Linked DNA regions of Homo sapiens: region 2 is linked to region 1. A link is an interaction called in ENCODE POLR2A ChIA-PET data of the cell type or tissue named here. Cell type or tissue: K562. All regions are shown on one strand.

Region 1 (2,500 bases):
AATGTATGAGTTAGGAGACCCTTTTGACCAATTCCCCTCTGTTTTCCATCTTGGAAAAACCAGAACTCTGTTTTCTTGAGCAAATGACGTTGCCACCAGCCCTGAAGCTCCTTTTCCTGGGTTTGTAGGGGTTGGTGGAATCCTGGCAGTCTGCCGCTCTTCCTGGCCTCCAGAGATCAGGGCTGTGACTTTCCATCTGCAGATGGCAGTTCTAGCTGCGAGGTTGGTGGCCGAGGAGGACGAGGACACAGCTCAGGGCCTGTCCTTCAAGGGCTTCCGTGTGCAGCAGCAGCACTCTGTAATATCATAGATGAATTTTTGTCAAAACACAGAGAAAAGTTGATTACACTTCTCATTTATTAAAAAAAAATGACTTGATAGCATAGTAGATGGCCCCTTATGTAAGCCACTTAGTATTATTTCAAAGGAAGCATGTCTGTGAGAAAAGGGGCAACCACTTTTCTCATAGAGAAGAACAGGTTTTTAAATGAAAAGATCAACAAATCCAAATGCTGTGGTATTTATACTGATTTAGAAAGGCAGTTGACTTTGGGAGGCTTTGTTTTCTCATTTCCCTTTTCTCCTTGACATTTGACAGACGTGGTTAGCAGAGAGCTTTCTCATTCGGTTTTCCTGGAGAGAGCTCTGCCTCTTGGGCTTCCTGCATTTGTATGGAAGTTTTAATTTTTTTTTTTTTTGTCAAATGAAAGGTTGCCATTTCATTTGTTCAGATTTCCCACACACTGTTGCAGCAATCTTTAGATTTCAAATTGGCTAATTCAGTGGGTCACTTAATTCTTAACTTTTACAACATTTTGAGTCTAAATACAGCAAAATTGGTGCCTTTTTCAGCTATTTTTCGGCGTTGCTATATTCCAAGCCACTGAGCTCTGTTTTACTCTGACATTTTCTCTTCACTTTTGGGATTCTGCTCACTGTGTTTAAGGCAGCTCGATAGCATTTTGCCAAAAAAGAGAAGTTAGGGCTAGTGTGAGTTGAGGGGAAGGGGATGTTTCTGTTGTTGCTCCTTGCTGAGTATCTTCAGATATCTAAAAGAAACTTGTAACACAGCGTCAGCCTGACACTGGCCTTTGCAGCATCAGCCTTGGTTGACTGTGTTCTAATAGGGATGCCTGATCTGTATCCTCTTTAACTTGGCTATAAGAAGGTTTTGGAGAATGTATGTCTGAGGGTGTTTTAAAAGAAAATGGAAACAAAGCTCCTTTTTGCCTTGAGCTCATGGTTTGGAATTTGGGCATTTGGAATCCTTCAAGCCCTCCTCCTGGGCAGAGCTGGAGTCCCCTTAGGGCACTGCCTGTCATCTTCACTACACAGCTGTGCTCCAGAGCAGGGAGCCGATGGAAAGGGGGACCCAGAACATTCCATTCTGCAGAATTCCCTTCCAGCCGTCTGTGAGAAGGCAGTTTGGGACCCTTTTAGAAGTTTGCTTTATAAGTGAAGAACCTGAGGCCGGCTGTGTTCATATTCTCAGAACTTGGTGAGAATGAGGTACTTTAAGATAGGCTCTAAGATCAGCAGCATCAGCCCACTCGGGAAGAGCTCCTCTGACTCCTGGAGGAGAAAGCCAGATGGGGGAAGCATTAAGTCCTGTTTTCCTATTGAAAACTGAAATTGGCCAGCCACAGTGGCTCATGTCTGTAATCCCAGCCCTTTGGGAGGCCAAGGTGGGAGGATTGTTTGAGCCTAGGAGTTCAAGACCAGCCTGAGCAACACGATGAAACCTGGTCCCTGTAAAAAATACAAAAATTAGCTGGGGCATGGTAGCGCATGCTTGTAGTCCCAGCTACTAGGGAGGCTGAGGTGGGAGGACCGCTTGGGCCTGGGAAGCAGAGGTTGCAGTGAACTAAGGTTGAACCACTGTACTCCAGGCCTTTTTTTTTTTTTTTTTTTTGAGACAGAGTCTTGCTCTGTCACCCAGGCTGGAGTGTAGTGGTGCGATCTCAGCTCACTGCAACCTCCGCCTCCTGGGTTCAAGTGATTCTTCTGCCTCAGCCTCCCGAGTAGCTGGGACTACAGGCACCCACCACCACGCCCGGCTAATTTTTTTTGTATTTTGTTATAGAGATGGGGTTTCACTGTGTTAGCCAGGCTAGTCTCGATCTCCTGACCTTGTGATTTACCCGCCTCGGCCTCCCAAAGTGCTGGGATTACAGGCATGAGCCACTGCGCCCGGCCAGGCATTTTTTTTATGTGTGTCTCAAATAAAAAGAAAGAAAACCAAAATTTTACCTGAAAGACGAGAAAGTTGATGAAGATTTTGAGAAAGTGAGGAAGCAATGGCCCCTCCAGGGCACACCCAGGTGCTGTCCCTTCTTTTCTCCTCAGTTCTCTTAGCTATAAAATGGGGCTTATAATAATCCCTTCCTTGAAGAGATGTTGTTAATAGTACTTAGATGATTTGCTAACTTATATCAAGCACTTACTCTGACCCAGGTATCGGACTGGGTGCTTGACATATATTATCTCTATTGTGTTTTGC
Region 2 (2,500 bases), 140 kb after region 1:
GCTTCAGCAAAGTTGGAAATCAAAAGTAAGCACACACCTAACCTGTCCTACCATGGATCGTTCATCGTAACCAAGCCTACATCATCTGGGTGTCGTGGTCTTTGAGACTGGGGGAGAAGGCAGGAGTGAAGACAATGGGGGTGAGTCCAAGAAGCAAATCCTTCCAAGGCGTCCTGGCCCTTCACCGCCGACCGAAGCGGAAGCTGAAGCCGCCTTTCTTCCTGCTGTAGCCATTGAGCTCCTCAGCCAGGTTCCCTAACGGGCCGCTGGTCTTCTCCCCCGCAGCAGGGAGGAAGCCGGTGGCCTCACTGCCTTCGTCCTGCCTCCCGAAGCGGAATCTGCAGCCAGCATGCTCTCTGCCCGATGTCTGCAGCCCCCTGGCTATGACAAGCAGGGCCTGTGGCTGTGAAGCTCTCAGCCACCGAGAGGAACCCCACACGGAGTGGGGTCGGGGCCCCATGGCCAGGTCGGCCCAGCGTTCTCCAGCTCCGAGGCCACCCATGGCGTCTGTGGGCTCTCTTCTGTCCAGTAGAGGGAAGCAGGCGCCCAGCGGCAGGAAGAGGAAGTAGATCAGGGGGTAAGGCCTTACCATCTGACCCAGAGGAAAGAGAGGCAGAGTGACAGGCTGCACACGTGGCCAAGCGCAACTCACCAAAATGTTTCCCCGGGACAGGCTGGCAGCGTAGATGTGAGCAGGGGGCTCAGCTGAGCCCGGCTTCCGAGCAGTGCTGGGACTAGGCCACTGTTTTATTAGCAGGATCAGGAGGTGATTGTGCCAGTTAGGCCGGTTCTTCTCCTGCAGTCCCCACGATCTGCGTGCCTGGGCAGCTTAGCACCGTAAATCCACCGCTGCTGGCTGGCAGAGCAGTGCCCAGGCGGCCCCGGGAGAGTCAGCAAATGTATGCTCATTTTTCTCTTATTATAAAATGGCCATATCATTGCAGAGCCATGGGGTGGAAAGTTAAAAGCATCAATCTCCCTTAGTGTTCAACTGGATAATAAATGGGTCTAGCTATGCTGTTTAGCTGGGACATCCTGCTAATGTCTCTTTCACGTGGGAACGAGTTGCTCCTGAAAGCCAGAAACAGATTGGATGGTCCTGGCCTAATTCGGACACCCACCTGGGAAGGAGTGTGTGGACACCACTGGGGCCTGGGCACCGTAGGTCTGCCAGGCTCTGAGCCAAGAGCTCACACATGTGATTGTACTTCATCTTCATAGTACTCCTGCTTGGTAGGTCCGGCCAGTCCCACTTTTTCAGGCAACAAAACTGTCAGAAAAACTGAGATTGTGCCCAGGCCACACAGCCAGAAAGTGGAGGCTCTGGATTCATGATTCTAATGGCCAGACGGCTTCTTCAAGAAGCATACATATCTGCTAGGTACTCCCAACCCTCCTATTTCACAGGGGTGGTGTCGGTCTCAAACAGCTGAGGTGACTTGCCCCAGATCTCATGGCCTTATCAGTGCCAGAGCTAGAGTTCAATCCCAGGTCTAACTGGGCTTGACTCAGGAAGGCGTGCCCTAACTCCCTCCTCTGTACTCCACATGGCACTCGGGGGATCTGAAACCCAGCCTCCTGTAATGAACCTGCCTTGGTAACACTTGCTCCCTTGTCTGGCAAAGAAAACCTTTTTGACAATGACCGCGGGGGAGCTGGAGCTGGCTTGTCCTCCGCAGAGTCAAACTGAGGCTAGACTAGAGAGCACCGGCCCTGGAGAAGACAGTACAGGAGTCCCCAGAGCCCTTTCCAGAAATGGCTCCCTCGAACACATTTCAAAGAAGCGAGCTCAGCCAGGAAGCTTTTAAAAAAATAATACATGCAACCCCACTTTCTACCCAAATCCAGTTCTTCTAAGCTTTCGTCCCCCAGGGATGGAGTGACCTCCCTCATGCTGCCAGGAAAACCTTTCCATCAGGGCGCAGGCAGAGTGGGGGCTTCCACGAGGTGACTTTCTGCAGCGGCCCAGCCCATTCCCTCCTCCCCATAGGAAGCACTTTGCTGACTGCGATGTGGACCAGGGACCGTTGCATCCTGGTGGATAAATCCACCCGGGAGTGGCCTCTGGGTGTCTAGAAAGGAGACAGCCTGACAGAGCAGGCCCTGGAGTGGCCCTTCACCCCTTTTAGGGGTTCATGCACCCCTTCAAGAATCTGGTAGAAAGTGGGGATGCTCATCACGGGACAGGCGGCCCCAGCGCGAGTCAGGGCTTCAGGCCCCACAGCCAGGAAGGGACAGGAAAAGCACGGGTGAGGCTGGGTCCCAGCCCTGGCAGGGCAGCCGTGACCAATCTGTGCTGCTCTGGGCTGTTGGCAGGGGAGGCACTGGTGTCCCCTCTCCGGGCACTCCCTCCCTGTGCTTCTGTGTGCCCTCTGACTGCCCATGCCTGGCTCCTGCCTGGGCAGGGCCTGAGCTGGGGTTCCTGCTGGGGACAGGGCAGCTATGCTCACCGTGTGGCTGGGACTGCTCCCAGGAAGGCTGGCTGGTGGATCGCTGGGCT

The links. Peaks named below come from ENCODE experiments on the same cell type or tissue, not always from the same donor. Only the 100,000 strongest peaks of a DNase experiment are listed, where the experiment ranks them.
Region 2: POLR2A ChIA-PET joins it to region 1 with 7 read pairs; 3 of 35 experiments call an interaction of 5 or more read pairs at or near these places.

Annotation. Positions count from the first base shown.
Region 1 is chr9:130,755,645-130,758,144 of GRCh38, forward strand. It overlaps a transcript of ABL1 not described here. Among named protein-coding and RNA genes, the nearest start is that of EXOSC2, 63 kb to the left of the region's middle. In K562, no CTCF peak of the experiment used is centred here; no DNase peak of the experiment used is centred here.
Region 2 is chr9:130,893,247-130,895,746 of GRCh38, forward strand. QRFP (pyroglutamylated RFamide peptide) reads right to left here. Exons shown (of 3, transcript NM_198180.3): 2 at 2,451-2,500; 3 at 1-592. The coding sequence starts at 592. The coding sequence ends at 182. Among named protein-coding and RNA genes, the nearest start is that of QRFP, 2.3 kb to the right of the region's middle. RefSeq lists enhancers at 384-898, 1,687-2,374, 2,375-2,500. In K562, no CTCF peak of the experiment used is centred here; DNase peaks (open chromatin) are centred at 535, 1,485, 2,005, 2,445 and 1 weaker place; H3K27me3 peaks cover 346 bases.